Regions from separate parts of the Mus musculus genome. Here region 1 is linked to region 2. Evidence: chromatin loops called from intact Hi-C (ENCODE). Cell type or tissue: heart. All regions are shown on one strand. Each heading gives the region's core, and the rest is flanking DNA. Links, peaks and the distances in the headings are about the cores only.

Region 1 (10,724 bases), core at 914-8,913, 50 kb after region 2:
CAGAGGTCCTAAAATTCAATTCCCAACAACCAGATGAAGGCTCACAACCATCTACAGTGTACTCATATATACATTAAATCAATCAATCAACCAATCAATCTAGGAAGGAAGGAAGGAAGGAAGGAAGGAAGGAAGGAAGGAAGGAAGGAAGAAAGAAAGAAAGAAAGAAAGAAAGAAAGAAAGAAAGAAAGAAAGAAAGAAAGAAAGAAAGGAGGAAAATCGAGTTTCATCCAGGCATGGTGGCTCATGATTTACAAAAAACAAAACAAAACTTCAGAATGGAGATGAGATTTCAAGATAGGTTTTCAGAGGAGAGTGGTCCTATTCAAACCATAGCAACCTCTTTTCTTTATAAACTACTCAGACTCAAGTGATCTGTTAGAGTAGCAGAAACAGTGCTTCCTTCTCTCTTCTCTGCTTTCTTGTACACCACATCTCATCAGGGCTCTTCGCAGTGCTCATGCCTAACCTTGGGCACTTTCTATCTCCACCGTCTCCAACCGACCCATCCCTACCTGTTCTGAGGATTCTGCCTGTACGATGTCTTGAAAGTTTGTCTGTGTGAAGACTGGCTCAGCCATATGGCAACTGCTTTTCACAAGCAGGTGAGTTACCTTTTCTGTGCCTCAGTTTCTCCATCTGTGAAGTGACGCTGAAACTTGTTACACTAGCAATTGTTAATAAAATTCCCCATATTCCCTCCAGAGCTGTCTTGGCTTGGGTATAAGCTATGTGGTTAGACCAGCTTGTGTCGATAGTAGGGTGCCTCCCCAAGGTTCCCTGCAACTGAGAAAAATCTCTTTTATCTTGCTCATTAACATGAATAAAAGCCTTCACTTTCAGGACTTCATTTTGACCATGGTCCCAGACATCCTTCCCTGGGCAATGCCTATCTTCTGTCACCCACTTTGTTCCACCCAGTGCCCAGGGGGAAGTCACAGCTGGTGACTAGCTAACTAGGGATGTGAAATCCATACACCCTTGTTTCAATTTGGATCATCCCCAAAGATCCTAGCTCTAGAAGAAGATTATGAGAAGTCTCAGTGGCTGTATATTGGGGTCAGCTTTACACCCCCCCCACACTTTTAGCATCCTTCTTTACTGAAGCAGATTTGCCCAGGATCCCCTTTGAGTCCTGAGCCACTGTCATCCTGAGCCACGTCCTGGGGATCTGAGGCCTGAGCTGTAGCAGTTGTGGTGGTCAGGACTCCCCAGCAGGAGCGGAAGCAGCCTGAGGGTGGGGCTGGATGGTGCTGAACTTGGATTGTGTGTGACTTGCTGTGCTGGCTTTGGAGAAGGGCACAGACTTTTCTCCTGTAAGCTGTGGGGACGGATCTGGACTGACCTGAAGTCTGAGATGGCTACTAATCTGGTAAACTGCCGAAGAGGCAAGTGGGAGGGCAGGCTAGGGGGTCACCTCCACCTCCTGCACCAAAGGAAGATGATGCCCAGAGTAGATGGGGGGGGGTCACAGCGAGTGGGCACCAGTGTCTTTGCATGGGAGTGTGATGTGCGCTGCTGTCTGCACTACCAGGAGACTCAGCTGAAGAGAACCAAGCCTTAAGGGTGTTGTCATCTTGAGTGACAAATTTGCATAGCTCCAGCCATTCCATTTACAAACACAATGCCCTTACTTTTATTTTTTTTTAATTTGATACAGGGAGTGGGGGGTGCAGCTTAGTGAGCACGTACTTAGGAAGCATGCGATCACAAGTCACTTTCCAGCACTGGCCAGAAACAAAACCCGGATATGTTCAATCAAATTTGTGCTAATGACATCATATTTTGACCCTCCCCATATTTATTAAACACTAAGTACAAACACCAGTGGAAAGAAGAAAGCCTGCCAGAGCCTGGATTGTTTTGAATTTTGCTCTGAAGCAGAGCCCCACATTTTCACCCACAAGAGATACAGCAGTTCAAAGATAGATCTGGCTGCAGAAGAGCTGCCAGGTTCTCTGGACTGCACAGGACTGAATGGGGACCAGAAAGGTAGGTTCAAAGGAGACAGATCCGGTGCGGACACAGAGCCTCCTCTGAGGATCTGAGGACCACGGAATGAGCGTTGAAGACTTAAATGGCGTGCTTCTGGTTCTGGAAGGTTCCAAGTACTAATTAGAAAATGCCTCTCTGAGAGACAGTCGAAGGAGCTCTTCCAATTGCTATTTGATCGGGAGGCCAAGGTCACAGATAATCTCAAAGATGCTGCTTAGGACTAATAATTCCAAAACTTTTCATTACAGGAAGACAGGTCCCTTCTCAGAATATTCCCTGCGAGATTATTCCAGCATGCAGAGCTTCCCAGATTATAGGGAGAAAATACTGCAAACGCAGCAACAATTATGTGACACCCCCGCCCACTCCATCCACCCCCACACCTGAGAGCCACTCCACACAGACTCACTTGTATTCCCGAAGCAGATCACAGGCAGATTATAAATAAAACCTGCCAGGGGCACCGTGTCCGTGTCAAGTTTTATGGGCGACCACGCTTGGGGCTGAGTGAACCGTCCTGCTCAGTGTGATGCATCCTTGGGAATTCCAGTTTGGGGCGTGGCTGTTGCAGAGAAATGTGTGCTCTCAGAACACCACACCAACTTGAAGAAAGAAAGTCCAACAATATGTGGACTTGGGGTATCTTACATTTCACAGTCTATAAGGAGAAGCAGCAGCCACGCTGTGCACTGGACCTGAGGGACACATGGGACCCAGCGCCTATTTGATACTCACCCCACCCTCCTTGGCAAGAGGAAACTGAGGCTCACGTATAACCAAAGGCACAGTGCCTTCGTGGAACCCCAGGATCTGCATTCAAACAGCAAGTTTTCTGTGTAACCTGGAAAGCCCAGGGAACATAGCACACAGCACCTGAACATGTCACATGTCACCTTAGAACCCTGCTCTGAGCTTCTTCCTTATATGATGGTGTGTGACCAAGACCCCGAGCCTGCCCTGAACTCCAGCTTTAGTCTGCTGCCCCACCTTTCCCTTGGTACCAGACACCAGTCTTGTCCACAGTGACTACCCGTCACAGCAGGGCTGGGGAATATTCTGTCTAGTTGGTGTCCACTTGTTACCCAGGATAGGAACCTCCGCTGAGGGTCCTCTGCTTCAGGTCCTGCCTCCAGATTCCTGTCTTGGCTTCCTTCAGTGATGACTACCATTTGGAGCTGTAAGATGAAGAAAAACAAAACAAAACAAAACAAAACAAAACAAAACAAAACAGCCACTCCCCACACCCAACCCCAAGTTGCTTCTGGTCAGGGTTTTATCCAAGTAACAGGGAAGCCAAACCGAACAGGAGCTGCTGTCCCAGAAGGTGTCCGTGAACCCCAAAAGATCACCAGGAAGCCGACTCCGATGCAATCACACTAGGGTCTTTAGTTACAAGTGTGAGCTTGGGTTATATCACCCTCTCTGATGCAGCAGAACAGGAGGGTGCAGCCCTGAGCTCTCAGCGGGACAAGGCTTTATAGGAAATGACCAGCAAGAGGGAGGAGATCAGCCTAGCAAGTGTCTAATTTTATGACTATTGTAAGCCAACAGGTGGGTGCTCTGAAGCAAAACCGTGAACAATCACAAATGGTCTGTAAGTACATCTGAAACAATCAGACTAATCTCTGATTGACTCTTTCGAGGAAATAGCTAGGGAGTAACTCTGGGGTATGGGCCAAGGACAAAGCACAGGGTCTTTCCTGTGCTTGGTTACAGCTTGGGTTTAGCTGCAGGTCAATTTCTAGGGCTTTTTTTTTTTTTTTAAATTGAACTCAGGACCTCTGCTCACTCTGGTCCAAGGATTTATTTATTATATGTAAGTACACTAGCTGTCTTTAGACACACCAGAAGAGGGTGTCAGATCTCATTATGGATGGTTGTGAGCCACGATGTGGTTGCTGGGATTTGAACTCAGGACCTTTGGAAGAGCAATCAGTGCTCTTAATCACTAAGCCATCTCTCCAGCCCTTCAGGCTTTTTTCTTTTTTTTAAAGATAGAGTCCGGTCCCCAGATGGAGTAGGTTTGGCTTCTGTGAGCCATCTCCAGTAGCAGGGGTCAGAGACTGTGCTCACATGGAACTGCAGAAGAGGCACACTAAGAAACCCATCACCCTTGAAACCAGTCACCACATCTACAACGAAGACTGTGGCTGTGCAACTGAGAGAAGCCAAGAGTCCCTGAGCACCTGCGTGCCCACAGTTTCCATTTCCGAGTGCCACAGTTACCTGGTACTGGGATTCAAATATCCCACCCAAGGTCAGGCTCTTCCCACAGACGGGTGGAGGGTACCCTAGCCCTTCAGGGGAGCGCTGTGATTGGACAGTGTAAGACCCACTCCATTTACTTAGGGATGAGAGACACAAGACTCATTCAAGTTTGGAGGTGCAACATTGTATAGCTTTAGTTACAGACATGAGCTCCCAGCGGCAGCCCCTTCTGGCCTGTGTGGTCACTTCCTCCCTTTGTCAATGTATATGTGGACATTTCCAGGCTCCTCATTTCCCACGCCCACACCTTAGCCACACCCACTTCCAGGCTGGGCAATCACCACCCAACTGGTCACTGCTTTGAGTGAGCACTGCCCGACTGCTTTGCCTACCCCTTGCTGAGATCTCAGAAACAAGAAAGCTTCCTTGGTAGCCGGGTGCACCGCATCTGTCACAGCTCCAAGTTGACTTGTTTTGGCAACAGTCTGATAAAGTTTCTAAATATGGTGGAGGAGGGGGTTTCCATGGATCCAGTTGTATCTGGGATTGCAATACAGGAACTGGTTGCCTGAATGTTCAGCATGTGTAGAGAGGGCGTCTCCCCTTCTCTTTCTTGTGAAACTGCCACGACCACCACATATGTCCTGGATGAATCCAGGAAAGAGAGCCCGCATTGCCTTAGCTCTTCGGGAATGGCCTGTGTGGGCGTTTTTTCTGCTCTTTGTTTCCTGACCCGCTGTGGATCAGAGGGTAGGTAATATATCCTGGAGACAGTCTCAGCCCTCCCACACTGCCCAACGGACATGGACTTCGAGTCTGTTTAGAAATTATGTCACATTTGGAATTGCCTCAGAAGCATCTGCTGCGTGAGGACTTCCTGTCTCATCATGAGCTCATCTTCTCAGGCTATAAAATTGCAGGGGGGAAGAGTAAATCACATATCGTAAGACTTTGGAAATGCCTGAAGATGAAAATCGAGGTTTTGTTGTGAAAACTGCTTGAAATTGGAGCCCGGCAGACTGTGCCGTTTGCTGGCTGCGTGGCTGTCTTAAGGTTTCTAGTGCCGTGAAGAGACACCATGACCGTGGCAACTCTTATCAACGAGAGCATTTAATTGGGCCTGGCTCACAGTTTCTGAGATATATTCCAGTATCTTAACTGGTGCTGGCTTGGTGGTATGTAGGCAGACATGGTGCTGGAGAAAGGAGCTGAGAGTTCTATCCACATCTGGATCTGCAGGCAAGAGGAGCAACTGTGAGTCTATGTACACTGGGCGTGGCTTCAGCATATAAAGCCTCAGCCCTCAAAGCCCGCCCCCACAGTGACGCACTTCCCCCACCAAGGCCACACCCACTCCAGCAAGGCCACACCTCCCAATAGTACCATTTCCTGTGGGCCAAGCATTTAAGCATGTGAGTCTACGGGGTCGGTCCTATTCAAACCACCACAGTGGCCTTAGGGGAGTTACTCAACTTCTCTGGACCTTGTCATAAAATGGGAGGTGGAGGAAGATAAAGAATAGATTGCAGAAATGATCACAGTCCTCTACCTCAATTTAGACACTCCATATTTGTCATGGCCTTCACTGTCCTGCCTATCAAAAAGGGATACCCATTTCCCCTCCCTCTCAGAATCTGAGATTAGCTACTGCCCATCAATTGCTGGGTCAGCACATTTCCCCAGAAAGAATTTGTGCAGTGGACTGATTATCTAGCAGGGTTTTGAGACCTCCTGGGTGGAATGGGGCAGCTGCAGGTCACAATCTGAAGCCTGCTTTGAAACATAGAGGTATCCCTGGAATGAGACAGCAACAGTAAAGACTCATTGTATACTCTTGGCAAGCCACTTACATCGCAGGGAGTTGCCTAAGTACACACTTCGTGATGACCCTCTGAAGGTTTGTTTTGTCATTAGTTGTGGTGTGTGTGTGTGTGTGTGTGTGTGTGTGTGTGTGTGTGTGTACTTATGCCGTGGCATGCACATGGATTTCAGAGGACAGCTCTGGGGAGTCAGCTCTCTCTTTCTACTGTGCAGATTGAAGAAATTAAACTCAGGTCATGAGGCTTATCTGCTGAGCCATCTCTCCAGATCTTTATATATATTTTGGAGAGCTGAAAATTTGGATACGTATAAAATCCAATTCAATTTTTCTTTTATGTTTAGTGCTTTTTTTGTTTTTTGTTTTTGTTTTTTGCCTTACATTTTACCTATGAAGGCTCATCAAGAGTTATCTCCTGATCTCGTCTGAAGTTTTATGATCTTAGCTTTTAGTTCCATGATTCATTTAAAGTGAATTTATTTACACTCCAGATGGCTAAGGGTTGATTTTCTTGTCTTAGCTAATGAGTCGCTACACCACCTGTTGGTTTCGATCTTGTGATATGTATTGTAATAACTAATACTGGCCCCACAAGGCCCAGCTGCTCCTAGGAATGAGAGAATCTACCCGTAGAATGGGACCTTGCTTCCTAATTTAAAACTATTGGTTAAACAGAGATGCTGACAGCCAATAGCTGGACAGAAGGGGTATAGATGGGGTTCCTGGGCTTATGGTTGGAGGAGACCATGAGAGAGAGGAAAGTAGAGAGAGAAGAAGCCATGAGGTTAGAATCTTAAAATCATGGCTGTGAGGGCTGACCAATTGGAGTTAAGAGCAGCCCAGTTGGAACATAGTAAGAAATAACTCGGGATTATCTTTAGGAAAGTAGATTCTAATAGCATAGAAGGTAGATAGCTGACCAGCTTTAGTGCTGATAAAGGCTTATTATAAATCAAAGGTCGAGCACGTCTTTTAACTGGGAATTGCATAATCAAAGGCAGGGTAGAAGCCCTTGGTTGAGACTAAATATTTCTACAACCCCACTGTTTGAAAAGATGCCTTGTGGAACTGTACAGGGAGCTCTGTGGAAAACCAGGCGACTGTGTGGCCCTTTGTCACCTGCTCTTTAAACTGCAGGATGTGACCCGTTATGGGTATCCTGTAACTGAATGTGGGAGCTTCAAAGATACTGGCAACACTATGAAGCCTCTGACTACCCAAGGACCCCAAATGAATTCAAAACCAACCATGCAGTGAATCCCCGGCATTGCTGGCAGTGGGATACAGTGTGACCTCACTGCAGCCTTGGTCCTGAGCACACAACATGCACACTCTATACTGGGACTTCCATCACGCTGAGCAACGCCAGCGATCTCTGCTTGCAACGCCTTGGATCCTATCTGAGATTACTGCATGCTGGAAATCACATTGTTTACACAGCAGCAAAATGTTGGGCTCTTATGGGAAACTAATGGTTTAATCACAGAAACCAAAGACTTCCGAGATTTCCCTACCACTACAACTCTGCACAACAGCAACACATTAGTCTGCGTTTAGACTGTTTTGTGCTAGAATACTTGGTTTTAAAAATAACTCTCTGAGTCACTAACTTGAATTTTATTTAAAAAAAAATCAAAACAAACTTCAAATGTTTAGGATTAGGATAGAGTTTCCAGTGTGTCCTCAAATTATTCTTCTGCCATTTTGTACTAGGTGTTTATGGGAAGAGATGCTTTCAGTATCGATAATTATGAAAATAAAATCTGACTCATCGCTGAACGGTGCTGATGATCCTCTGCACCCCGCAGCACCAAATTTTCAGCCAAGATTTCATTCTTTATGTAAAAAAAAAAATCAATGAACAATCCATTCTATCAGTGTGCAGATTTGCTCTGGGCATCAGTAGATGGTCAAGTTATATGTATAGAAAATGATGGGGGAGGGAGGGTAGGACAGGAGCCTTCTTCCGGAGGAGGAAGGGAACTGGGAAAGGGGATAACATTTGAAGTGTAAATAAAGAAACTATCCAATAAAAAAAAAAAAACAAAGAAAATAATCATTGTCAACTAACCACCTTTATGACCCATCACTGCAAGGACTTCATTTCTGTGTTTCTTTTCTCCACCTACATACCCAGAGCCAGGTAGAGAGTTCCCAGGCATGGAGCAGTCACAAGTGGAGAGGTTGAAGACTTTACTCCATAAGTCAACGTGGAGACTGTTCACTTACATTGTCAGAGGTCCCCAAACCAGGCCGTGGCTAGCCTTGCTTCCTCCAAAACTCTTGGGGGAAGAATCCTCCCTTCCTGTCTTCTTCTCTCCTTTTGTACTAATTTGATACAGTTTCTGCCTCCATTTGTTGAGTCTTCCCTGAGCAAGTAAGATGTTTCCTTTGAGCCTTCTGGGCATCGCAGGCACGTTTGTTTTCGTTTATTTTATAATTCTGTGAGATTCCATGCATCATTAAAATTTTCTTCACCCAGAGTGAAGATTCCTACCTCTCAGTGTGTTTATTGACTCTTATGTAGTATAATTATTTCATGTTGTTCTGACTTTTTATAGATGGTATTTGTTACACTTTATTAGTCATTTGAGAATCTCATAACTGAATATAAAAGATTTTATTATATCCACTCCCACTTCCTCTGCAACTCTTCCTGGATCCTTCCATGGCTCCCTCCCACTTTCAGTGATTTAAAAAAAAAAAGATTTAATAAGTCCAGTTAGGGATGTCGGTAGGTGAATGGGTGTGGGGCCACTCACTGGAGCGTGATTGACGCATCCCAGGGCCACGCCCATGAAGAAACGGACTCTTTCTTCTGTAAGCCAGCAGCTACCAACAGATTTTTCACCTAGGGATGGGGAACCTTGTGCCCCTCCCCCACCAGAGCTGGCATGTCGACTGGCTTGATCTCACACAGCTGCTGAGGGTGCTGTGGTGGCCAGAAGGTACCGTTTGTTAGGAGTCCTTTTTGACCCTTACAATCTTTCTGTCCTTTCTGTTCGCTGAGTCTTGTGGTGACAGGGTTGTGCTATTTCAAACTTGGAACTCACAACCTGGGTCTGGCCACCACTTCTCAATAAGCCAGTCAAGAGTGACATGAAGAGGGGGAAGCACACTTAGGAAACTCCTGCCCAGGTGTGGTCCCATCCACCACTGAGCTGCCCTCTCCCTGGGAGGGCGTCTGACGTGCTCTTAGAACCCTGTGCTGTGCCTTACAGAAGACAAGCTCCCCCCAGCCCTGGGCCTTTTCATTTCCCCACCATGAGATTCTTGGGGTGAGTCCCATTTCTTTGGGGTTCGTTCACTGTTTCAGTAGTCTGATATTCAGACTGACGGACTCAGAAATCTCTTTAGAACAGTTTCATTTCTGCCTGGCTGACTACAATAGCAAATTTGAGTTTCATTTGGTTCTGACTTCTTTTTTTACCCGAGTTTGGTCTCTGTGACATATTTTCCCCACTGCTTCCACCTGGTTACATGTATATCTGGGTAGAACATGTACATATAATTATTGGGGGGATGTGTGTGTGTGTATAGGTGTGATATGTATGCAGATGTACGTGTATGTGTGTGTAATGTTTGTGTGATGTGTATGCAAGTGTACATGCATGTGTATGTAGTGTGTGTGGTGTGTATGCAGGCGTACGTGTGTGTGTGTGTGTGATGTGTATGTAGGTGTACATGCATGTGTGTGTGTGTGTGTGTGTGTAGAGGTCAGAGGTCACCCTTGGTGTTTTCTTTCGTTACTCTCCAACTTATATTTGGAGGCAGGGTTTCTGCTGGGACTCGGACCTCTCCTATTCTGTTAGACCAGCTGCCCAGCAAGCCCCAGAGAGCTTTTGTCTCCACCTCCCAGGCTGGCAACCAAGGGTTTGCCACCTCACAGGGTTTGGCAACCAAGATTGGCTTACGTGGCTCCAGATCTGAGTTCAGGCCCCAGTCTGATGCATCTCACACTTTAATGGTTGAGCCATTAAACCCAGCTAGCTCACCCCTGCTTTTCTTCTTTTTTGGAGACAAGGTCTTATAGGCCTGGCTGGCTTGGAACTTGCTCTGTAAACCAGGTTGACCTCAGACTCACAGAGATCCACCAGCTCTTGCTTCTTGAGTGCTGACCAAGTCTTTTATCAAAGACATTATGACCTAATTGCAGAGACGTTGGGAATGACAAGTCTTCAGTCAGCCTTTGAGTTTCTTTGATCCAGCTACCACCAGACATCTTCCTTACCCTAAAGACTCTGATAAAGCTACAAAGCCACCGGTATGAGATAGCATGCTGGTTTTCCTCAGCCCCTTGTGTGAATTGTGTAGCATATCCCCACCCTAACATGGATCAAACCCTAAGCCTTGCCACCCCCTCCCTGGGTGTATGGGGGTGGGGGTGGGGGACAGTTAGCACACAAAATGACCTGGCTAGCCCTATTGGAGCTAGAACAGCGTGGCTTTTTTTGTTTTGTTTTGTTTTGTTTTGTTTTTTGTTAGAATGTGGTTGACTCAGGTCTGTTAGCTCATAAATGTTTATTGTGGTCTGCTATGTTTACTCAGCTGAATTTGGGGTTGGAATACTGCAACAGAGCATTTGTAGGGCATGCAGACTCTCCGCATAAAGCAAGCTAACAGGACTAACCCTCCCCAGGGAAAAACTCTGCAGGTCCCTGCAGCCTTAAAAAGGTCCTCAGCATGGTGCAACCCCCTGCTA
Region 2 (10,724 bases), core at 982-8,981:
TCTAAGGTTTCATTTAAGTTTCTGCAAAGGGACTTGCAGGCCCATGATAGTTTCAAAGGGTATAAAAGGAAGTACCTTGACCCTTAGCCTCCCTCCTGGTGTGATCCGGCCCTGTTACCCTCCTCCCTGAAGCCCACCAGGCTGTCTCTTTCCTTCCCTTTTCAGATGCCTCCTGGTTTCACAGGCAGATGCCCATGACCAAGCAGAAGGACACACAGGCACTTCCAGTTACTCGTCCTTACCTCTATACATCCACTGAGCTACCCTCCATCTCAGCTTGCTTTCTGTTGCTGTGAGAAAGCAGCCTGGGGAGGGAAGGGTTTATTTGGCTTACAAATCCTGGAACACAGTCCATGGCGGAAAGCCAAAGCAAGAACTGTCAGCAGGAAACATGGAGAAAAAGCTGCCGACTGCCTTGCTCCTCCTGGCTGGCTCCATTTGCTTTCTTATACAACCCAAGACCGCTTGCCCAGAGAGGACACTGACCGCAGGGGGCTGGGTCCTTCCCTGTCAATTAAGACAATGTCCCACAGGCTTGCCCGCAGGAGGCATTTCCTCAACTGAGTTTCCTCTTTTCAGATAATGCTAGTTTGTGTCAAGTTGAAAAACAGCCAACCACCACACCACCTCATTTTTTGAGGTGCTAGGAAAGAAATCCAGGACTTTACTTCTGCCAGATAAGGTATAGCCCTGGCCCTCATTTAAAAAAAAAAAAAAAGACAGATGAATGCTTCTTTATGGAATACATCACAAGACTGATTGATAGTCGAGTCAGAAGAGTGGAAATGCATCTCTCATGCTAACATCTTGGTGTGTCGAGGTCCCATGCTTCACTAGCATGTTATAATTCCCGTAGGGTGCTGCAGGAGCCAGAAGCCCTGTCCCCTGGTTGTTCTTCAACTGTGTAGCTGCAGCACCTTTTCCTTCCTCACCTTCTTTGTGACTGGCCTTCCAGAGGCACTGCTGTGGGAGACTAGGGCTGTCCCTGAGTGCTCCAGACTCTCATGGGGGTTTCCAATTTGAATTTTTAGGTAGTTTCTGATCCAGGTGCTATTTATAGTGGAAAGAGCCAAGGCTCTGAGAGCTAATGGCTTGCCCTAGGCAGGGTGGTGGGGGAGGAGGGATTCTATTCTAGCTTACCTTCAGAAAAACAGTGAAAAGAAGAGAGGAGAGAAAAGGAGGAGAGAGGAGGAAGGGGAGAGGAGGGGGGAGGAAGAGAGGAGGGGAGAGGAGAAGAGAAGAGGGGAGGGGAGGGAGAGAAGGGGAGGGGAGAGGAGAAGAGGGGAGGGAGAGAAGAGGGGAGGGGAGAAGAGAGGAAGGGAGAGGAGGGGAAGGGAGGGGAGGGGAAGAAGGGGAGGGGAGAAGAGAGGAGGGGAGAGGAGGGGGAGAAAGGGAGGGGAGAGGAAGAGAGGAAGGGAGGGAAGAGAAGGAGAGAGGAGGGAAGGGGAGAGGAGAAGAGAAGACAGGAGGGGAGAGGGAGAAAAGGAGGGGGAGGGGGAGAAGGGGAAGGGAGAAGATAGGAGGGGAGGAGAGGAAGAGAGGAGGGGGGATCTCCTTCTCAGTGGTGTTCCCTCTAGTCTGTACTCTAAGGAGCTGTGCAGGGCTCCTCTGAAGTGGGGACACTTGTCCGTATCACAGGCAAGTGAGCAGAGACTCAGAGTCTCTCGATCCGTACGTGGCACCCTTGAGGTCTGGACCCAATGTCCCGCTTGTCCCTCTCACTGTGACCTCTGACAAAGTGGTGGGGTCTCTAGGGTTCCACTTTTTTTTTTTTTTTTGGCCTCCAGAGTCTCAGAGACCCCACCTTGGTGACAGAATCATCGAGAGATGGATTGTTCAGTTTGCTGTGGAATGCAGCTCTGGGTGTGTGTCTTGGGTGTAGGCTCCCCAGAAAATCAGGAAAGCTTACCATGTGACCCCTTTCTCAGAGGGCAGGTGAAGGGCCGAGGACATTCCGGCCAAGGAGAGCTGACTCATACAGCTCATAACAACAGTACATATGCTGTGGCTCTGGGGAAGCTGGTTACCACCACATGAGGAGAGGATCGCTGGCTTAGAGCCCTCCTGTGATGGACCAGACCATGGGCAACAACCATCTTCCTGATCCTGAGATGCACACTGGCCCCAGCATGCACACCAAGGCAATTGTTTATGGTTGGGGATTCCTGGGCCAAGGACCACGTGCTGCAAGTGATCACTAGAGTCTCTGGTGTCAGTGGGTTCTTATGCCTTGACCCACGGCCTTTGACTTCTTAAAGCAAAACACAGACCCACCTGATCCACGAGCTTTCCCTGAGAACAGCTCTAGGTTCACAGAAAACGAAAGGGGAAAGTTCAAAGGGTTCTCATCTAACCCACCCCATCCCTCCTGACCCTATGTGTATCATCATAGACTTTATGCGCTTTCTCCAGCATGTCACGGGGTGCTCACAATGTCAGCTTCCCAAACCAGCTGCTTTAACTTGACATCAGGCCGTGTGTTCTCAGTGCTCTCAGTGTGAGCACTGCAGCTGTCCATTCAGCAAACCTTTATTCATGTATTCAGCAAATAGCGGCTATGGGGCCCAGTTCTAAAGCAGTCAACTGTCCATCCCATGATTGAGATATAGAGGTGCGGGTCCCACCTTCATTCTGGAAGCCGAGCCCCCTTGGCAATCTATATGACTCTCCCTCGACCCATGTGGTCCCTTACAGGCCACACCTGAGCAGCAGAGAAGGGTAGCCCTAATGTCACTCTAAGACACCCTGAAATTCTTGTCCAGCCAGTCACTGTGTTAGCAGAAGTCAGACGGTCCAGTTATTCTGGGTTTGATCCCGTTTGCTTGGAGCAGCATCCTTACACAGGCTCAGTCAATCCATCTTTTCATTTTTTTAAAGGTGACACAGCCCGCCTCCCATGAAGTTATGGGAGTCCCTTGGCAATGTAAGAAGGACTTGGTGAAGTTGTGACCTTCTCCAGACTCAGTTTCCCCATCTGTGCTGGGGGCCTTGCAGGGTGTGATTACAGGGGATTTTTCTTTCCCCCCTAACACATCAAGCGGCAGTGCGCAAGTTCAGGATAGAGCTGTCATGGACTCCTAGGGTCCACTGCCAGGCAAGCACAGGAGTTTTTCCACTTTTAATATTTTCTCCAGCCCCCCTTTCCTGCCTGCCCCTGCCCCGATCCAAGCGGAGGAAAACAGCAAACTCCGCTCCCGAGTCTCACAACTGTGGGGGTGTTCCCAACACCCACACTGCTGTTAGGGCACAGCGGGGGACCAGATTCTCTACAAGCCCTTCTCTGACACAGAAGGGCCAGGAGTTGTGTCTGGCATGGCACCACACCCACACTCGGCAGAGCTCCTGCTTCCTGTGGAGGGCTGGAGAGAGCCACAGGCAGCCTGTGACTCAGGAAGGCGCATTCTAACCTGCCTAACCCGCGAGCATCACTGCTGCACCCAACACAGAGGCCACGGAGCTACCAACCAGCAACCTGGGTAACGCAAATTGCACACGTGGCGCGCCGCGCCGCCGTGGGGAGATCGCATTTCTGTCTGCATTAAAAGGAGCCGCCGAGTCTTCTTTGTGGCCCTGGTCCCGAGATATAAAATCTTCGCCAACTATGTTACCCATGGGGTAAAAGCGGAGCTGCGATTTGAACCCAAGACAACACACCAAGCTCACCCATAAGCACTACCTTGATGGAAGAACAGGGCAGGGGACACTAAGTATTTGTGGATTAAAGCTGCCACCACTGGCCCAGATGAGGCGCAACAGACAAAGTCTCCTTTCTGTATTAATCTCCGCCAAACACTTTGCAGACAGAGAAAACAAGGCCTAGAGACGTGACAGCGACTCTCCGGGGGTCACAAAATACCATCAGTGGCTCAGTGAATAAAAAGCCGGACTCTGGACACCTGTCCTGCTGCCTGGCGCTCACTCCTTTAGCCCATGGTGTCTACATGAAACCTATAAAACTCAAACCACTGGTCGCTCACAGGGAAAAGATGAGCTGGAACAGGCAAGGCAAACCCCCTGCCTGTAAGCATCTGTAATCCTTCCTCGCTTCATTTCTCAGACCTAGGGGAGGAAGGAATCTTCCTCCAGTTCCCCGAGACTCAATTTCAGCTGGGATAGTTGCGCTCTCCATTAACGAGCCCATGCCGGAAACTCACCTTTTCTCAAGCGAGCCGGTTCTGTGTTGTAGGGAGTCCCTCGGTCCAGGTTCAGCGGCTGCCTGACACGCCTTCCCAACAGCCCTACTATCCACTCCCCTGAGGAGCGAAGCTGGAGTGGCACGGGGAACAGCTCATCTTTCAAGGGCTGGCCGGTGATGTCATCACTCTCCTGGGCACCTCCCCCCTCCACCTCTAGTCCAGATCAGCTCCAGGCTCCCTCCGGGATCAGCAGCAGTTCTTAGCGGTGGTGCTTTTGGACCTCCTAGCTGCGGAGGCCAAATCAGGATGGCCACAGGTTGTCCCCCGTGGGTGCAGACCATGGTCGGGTCCCGGAGCCTAGGCTGGTAAATGTTTCCCCTGCAGCTCGAACAGCCACGGAGACCACGTGAATGCCTGTGTTTAACACAACACTGTTTACCGTGACAGGGTCTCCTGAAGTGATTGTTTTGCTCCTGAGTTTTAGGTGCAAACAGTGGGCATTTACAGAGGATGTAAATAGAAGGCAGCCAGTTGGGATGGAGGGTTTCTGAACGTGTTTTTTATTTTGCTTTGGCCGTGCACAACTCCCAGGGGTGCTGAGGCAGAAACTAGGATACAACTCAGACAAGGGACACACTGCTGGCCAAGTCCTTGAGTGAGCTGTGTGCTGGCCCCTGCCAGATACGGGACTTCCTCTGGGGAATTTAGAAGCAGTTTCTTCCTCTCCTTCTAAGCTCTGTCTTTTTTCATTTTCTTTGAAGATCTGCTAAAGACCCATTGCGCTTTCCTCTCCAGATGAGAGGAGGATGCAGGGAAGATCAGAGACCAGTCCAGAGAGAGCCTAGGGTTCCAGGAATGCACACAGACAGAGCTCCAGCAGCTGTCCCCCTGTCCCTGACCAAATAGGGATGGGGCAGCGGCAGAGGTCGTGAATCCAACCCTGTCTTGGCTTCAGACTGACTGAAATGAGTCAAAGCTCTTGTGACCTGAGTGTCCCATTGCCCCATCTGCACCTCTGGCCTGTCTGACCACAGGGAGCTTCCGAGGCATGGGACCTCTGGTCCACTTGGGTGAGTGAGCCTGTGATCTGGCTAAGATGATGCTGTGTGCCTACCCACTCGTGCAGGGGAAACCACCACAGCCCTGAAGGGTCACAAGGGAAGGGTCCTTCATGAGCTTTGCAGAGCAGACAGAAGCTGAGTGGTGATTCACAGAAACCAAGGCTGCAGGGTCTAGAGTCAGAGGTCTGCTTAGCTCTCCATATTGGGAAGCAGACTCAAAACCAAGAACAATGCCCCCCCTCCCCCAAAGCCCCACTATCTTGCCCTCATTCTGTAGAGTGCTGGTTGGTCTGGAGTGACAGACTCCGTTCACGTTCCAAACTCTTTTCTTGCTGGGTTTTCTGATGGGAAGCACTTGACCTTTTCACCTCGAAGCCAGATCCTCAGCAGCTCGGAAGAGTCCTATACCACGAGAACATCAGAGTTGATAATTCCCAGGTTAGCTAGCCCCATCTGTCACCCCGACAGAAGCTGCCCCTACTGGTCTGACTTGCTGTCGTGAACGCTAGTGTGGCACTGGAAGAAGTCTTCTCTTGTAAGTCACCTGGAGTTATGTTGTTGTGTCCAGCTGTCAGACGAATCTAGAAAACTTATAGACACCCACACCCCTGTTTATTGACACTAATAATGAACTGTTCCTCCAGCTAGCCACCTATGTCTTTATGCCACTCCCTGCCTCCTTCCTCTCTTCCTCCTCCTCTCCCTCCTTCCTCCCCACTTCTCTCTCCTCTCTCCTTTCTCCACTGTCACCCTCTCCTTTCTCTCTTACACCCACTGGTTCATCTAGCCACCTGTTCATCTCAGGCATTCATAGGCAGCAGAAAAGGAGGGATGGGCGTACGTCCGGCCAGTCCCTGAGGGCAGAGCAGGCTGTGCAGTCATTTCAAAGCGCTCCTCCTTACGAGCTGGTAACTGGTCCTCTCTGGCTTTGTCTGCTTTTCTCGCCTTGCTTTTGCTCTGAGCAAATCTGGCTCAGCTCTTTCTGAAAGCTCTCTGAGGTGGCTGCCTCTGACGTCCTCTGCACTGTGTGTGCTTGTGCGGGGGCTGCAGAGGGAAGCTCAGTCTGGGCAGGGCTCCAGCCTTCAGCCCTCCACTATATTCAGAGAGGGCAATGGAGGGGGCCAGGTGTTCCTGTGACACTCCTGTAGCCTCCTCACCTAGCTGGGGTCCTTCACACAACATACAAAGGTTCCCCTGTGCCCCACTCTCCTCTAGTACAGTTTCCAGCCACCTCAGTCCTCTGTGCCTTAGCCCCAAGATGCCCTCTCAGCTCCCAAGTGTGTCAGGATCACATCCAACTGTGGGCTTTTGCACTGGCTGTGATCTCTGCCCTGGATGGTAGTCCCTGGTTTCTGGAAGGCTGTTTGGGGACATCCAATATGTTTGTCCAGGTACCATGTCCCGTGTGTGTCCACCAACTCCTGCATCTCCTGCACCAGCCATGGGGTTTTTCTTGGTGGGCTAAGATCCACAAGCAGGGAGCCCCATCTTTTACTGCTATTTATCACCCATGCCAAGTGGGCACCCCATAACTGGAATGAAGAAGGGAAGAGTCCCCCCACCCAACCTAACTGTGTGAAGGAGAGGCCAAGTAAAACAGAACCGCATAGAGCAGGATACCAATACATTTGTGAACGTCCACCTCTCTGCTGCAATGTTCCAGAACATTCTCTGTGTTGGTGGGAAAGAAAGACGTCCCCAAAGCTTCAAGAACTGGCCTGTGATTTTGTCCAGAAATCAATGGTTGGTTTTGACCAGAAAGCTGTGACTGGATATCTATCTATCTATCTATCTATCTATCTATCTATCTATCTATCTATCTATCTATCTATCTATCCATCTCTTCTACCTGTCTGTCCATCTACATATCTACATATATGTACACATATCTTCTACTTAGCTGTCTATCTACATATGTACATGTATTGAAAGAATTTATTAAATCAGCTTATGTTGAAATAGTAAGAACAGCTCTCTCACACACTTGAGAGCCTGAGAACTGAGTAGTTTTTGCTCCTTAAGACCGGGCACCTTAGCAGTTCCAATCTGGTACTGAAAACCCAGATGGTTCTTGAAGAGCCTCTGGACTCAGTCTACTATGGAAGCCTGGAAATTCTATTCTGGGTCTGATATCATTGAAGGAATCAGCAGCAACAGGGTAAATTATCCCAGAGGCACGAGGGAGGCCAATCAAGAAGAGGGTCTTCTCTGCCCATGTCCCCCTACACTCCTCTTTTAATCTGGACTGCCCAGTAGTTGCTACCCATTTGGGGGGAGTTTCTTCCCACATTAATTAAGGCAATTGGGACCAACTCTCCACTGAGGTTCTCGACTCTGGTGATTCTAATTTGTGGCAAGTTGCATCAGACCCACACATCTGTGTCGGAATGCAAAGGTCGGTCCTGACTTTGGATCTTAGGGTTTAAGCTATCAATTTGTCTGATTGCCACCTTGTAACACATTCAGCAACCCCCACAGTTGGTTCTCTGGGCCTGGATACTCAACAGGGATCTCCTGCCCAACCCTGAAGGGGCATTATGGGACACAGAGTTGGTCCTTGTTCATGGAGATGGGCACTCTCCGGACCAGGCCTTCTTTAAGCATGTGATTACACTATTCCACTATCTTTACACAGCAGTGAAGGAAGCTGGATGAGGAAATGAAGGCTGAGAGAGGCTGGGAGACAGCTCAGTGGGTAAAGCACTTGTCTCACAAGCTTAAGGACCAGAGCTTGGTACCCAGGATGCGTGTGAAAGAGATGGATGCTGTTGTCATGGCCTGTGTTTTAATCCCTGCACTGGAAAGGAGGGGAAAGGTGGGGGTCCCCGGGGCTCCAAGACTAGCCAGGCTAACCTACTTGGTGAGTTCCAGGCCAGTGAGAAAACTTGTCTGAAAAAAAGAAAAGATGGACTCTGCCTTTCAGAAAATAGCAGTGATGATTGACCTCAGGCCTACCTGCATGCACACACCTACTCACTCAAAACCTGAGAGTAGACATAATGTGTGTAGTTCTCTATTGTTTGAGCTCTACCATAAGATAAAAATTGAAAAAAATTTCAATGGCTTAGTTAGGGTTCCCATTTCTGTGAAGAGACACCATGACCATGGAAACTTTTATTAGAAACAAAAACAAAAACAAAAAACCCAAACATTTCACTGGGCTGGCTTACAGTTTCAGAGGTTCAGTCCATTATCATCATGGTGGGAAGCATGGCAGCATCCAGACAGGCATGGTGCAGGAGGAGCTGAGAGTTCTACATCTTCATCTGAAGGCACCAGAAAGGGATCGGATGTGCTCCATGCTTGGCATAGCTTGAACATTTAAGACCTCAAAGCCCCGCCTCCACAGTGACACACTTTCCCTAACAAAGCCACACCTCCTCTAGTATGGTCACACCTCCTAATAGTGCCACCCCCTCAGACCAAGCAGTCAAACACATGAGACTGTGGGGGACCATAGTGTGTGTGTCTTTGCATTTAGGTGTGTGTGTGTTATAACTGGCTTCTTAAGCAACATGCATGATATTATACGTCCATCATGTTACACATGCTGTCTTACACTGTGAATTTCTTCTATTTCTTCTGGTTTTAGTGCTGATTTAATGAAATGCCGTGATGAGGCTCAAATCTGGATCTTGTTTGGCGAGCGTTGTGCCCAGTTGTTCACTGGCTCTCCCCTTTCTGTTGCTTAGTCCTTCTCTTCCTTTCTCAGAGTTTGACCCCAAGACCTTATGCACAATAGGCAAGGGTTCTACCACCCATTGAGCCGTAGCCTTCAACCCTTTGCTGTTTTCCATACCATGACACCCCCTCCTCCATCAGCCATGTTTTTTGAGTGAGGGACCTGATACGTAGTACGTGACATGGAGGCCAAGTTCACCTGTTTTTCCCTTCTCGGCCCGGAGCATTCCTCCAGCTCTGTACTGTGTTCTGCCCTGGAACTAAAGACACCCAAGAACAGATCTTCTCTCTTCTATCTCTGTACTTAGTATGAGCTGTACTTAGCATAAGTGGGTGTCCAGTGCTGGGCAGGCACCTGAGCAGGAGGCCTGAGACAGGGTCTCTGGCCATTGATGTTACAGGAAGTGCATCTTCTCTCAGAGTCTAACGCAGGTTCTGGTGAGGATAGAAAGCATAGGTCAGGTTAGGGCACCCCCAACCTCAGACTCACTTTGAGCCCCTTGAGTCAAGTACCCCCACTTCTATTTGAGATCTGGACGAATCCTCCAGGGAGGTAAGTTATACTTACACCTGAGGTACTGATGGGTGACACCAGGGAGAAGGGGTGAAATTGCCAAAGTTTGGAAGGTACACCCCACCTCTGACCTCTGTTCCTTTTATACTTAAAGACTGAGATGTGTACACAAGTCTGTTCTTGCCCCTGAAGCAGTTATGCCTCATAGTTAGGGATTCCTGTGCACCCAACAGATACACTGGGCTCCTTGCCCAGGCCCTCTGCCTTAACACTGGGAAGATGATATGTGGGCCCCTTGCCCAGGCTTAGGAATGGATTGTAAATGAATAAACTCGAAACAAGTGAGGTTCTAGCAATTCTTGGTGCAGGGGTAAGAGAGGACAGGTGTTGAAGATCTATCTGTCCTCTGTCTACCTCTTCTGCTTCTCTGGGAGGAGGATGCAGGCATGCCCCTCTGAGGATGGTAGACCCATCACTAGCAAGGCCTCCTCAATACCAGGCAGCTGCTGCACTTCCCAGCTCCGTCCGGCTTGTGCTGCTGCCAGCAGGCAGGGAGAGGCAGTTACTCACTTCCTGAGGCCAGTGCACTGGCCGGGGCCTTTCCAAGCTGGGAAGGGCTACTCAGGGGTATAGAGAGCCGGTTCCCAGCATCCCGCTGACCTAAGCCTGATGCTGCTTGGAAGTACCAGGGAGCTGATCTGCCTGGGTCCTCATGCCATCTCTTCCCTCATACTTGGGATCTTCGCCCAGCTGTCTGACCACCGTGGCCAGAGTCCTCCCCAGGCCCTCTCAGTCTCCCATCCTCTTTATCTGAGATTGAGGCTCAGGAAGAGGAACCCCTCAAGTTAGTAGTGGAGCGCAGCTTAAAAGGGACCTTTGGGGACTTCTCCAATGGCTCGAGGGACCTATAACAGAGGAAGCAGGGGTGGTTGGCTGGAATGTTTGACATGTGGATATCTGAAGGGACTTAGAACACTTCCTGCCTCTTTTCCCTCCTGTCCCAAATTCAGACTTTATCCTCCTGACCACCGGTGTGGTGTGCAGTCAGGAGTCCTCTGTGATCTATGCACAGCCACCGGTCCTGCCTGTGTGCCAGCTGGCTTCTTCACTGCCCAGGTGTCCTGGGCTCTAAATCCCCTGCTTCTCTTGCTCCCAGCATTCACTATCCCCCTCCCACTTCACTCCCTCACTAACCCATTCTCTCCCAACGCAATGTCCCTACCATTCTGGGCTGGGCCTGTCTGTGCCCTCTTTAGTACCAGGACTTGTCATAATCCGGGTCCTCCTGCCTCCTTGTCACTTGTCATTGGTAATTTAGTATACAGAACTCCA

Evidence for each region. A loop is a pair of places that touch in the nucleus more often than their neighbours do. Peaks named below come from ENCODE experiments on the same cell type or tissue, not always from the same donor. Only the 100,000 strongest peaks of a DNase experiment are listed, where the experiment ranks them.
Region 1: a loop joins it to region 2, with 2.1 times the contacts of the local background. A loop is called at or near these places in 7 of 42 quality-filtered maps.

The regions. Positions count from the first base shown.
Region 1 is chr12:105,506,138-105,516,861 of GRCm38, reverse strand. AU015791 (expressed sequence AU015791) reads right to left here and starts at 3,429. Exons shown (of 5, transcript NR_102381.1): 1 at 3,295-3,429; 2 at 3,091-3,170; 3 at 2,731-2,836; 4 at 2,405-2,557; 5 at 1,613-2,111. Gm40565 (a long non-coding RNA gene) reads left to right here. Exons shown (of 3, transcript XR_872958.2): 2 at 444-605; 3 at 2,244-2,450. In heart, for the core only: no CTCF peak of the experiment used is centred there; no DNase peak of the experiment used is centred there; H3K27ac peaks cover 625 bases; H3K27me3 peaks cover 2,629 bases.
Region 2 is chr12:105,556,679-105,567,402 of GRCm38, reverse strand. Bdkrb2 (bradykinin receptor, beta 2) reads right to left here and starts at 4,231. Exons shown (of 3, transcript NM_009747.2): 1 at 4,155-4,231. In heart, for the core only: no CTCF peak of the experiment used is centred there; DNase peaks (open chromatin) are centred at 4,312, 4,772 and 5,112; H3K4me3 peaks cover 2,192 bases; H3K27ac peaks cover 3,899 bases; H3K27me3 peaks cover 4,268 bases.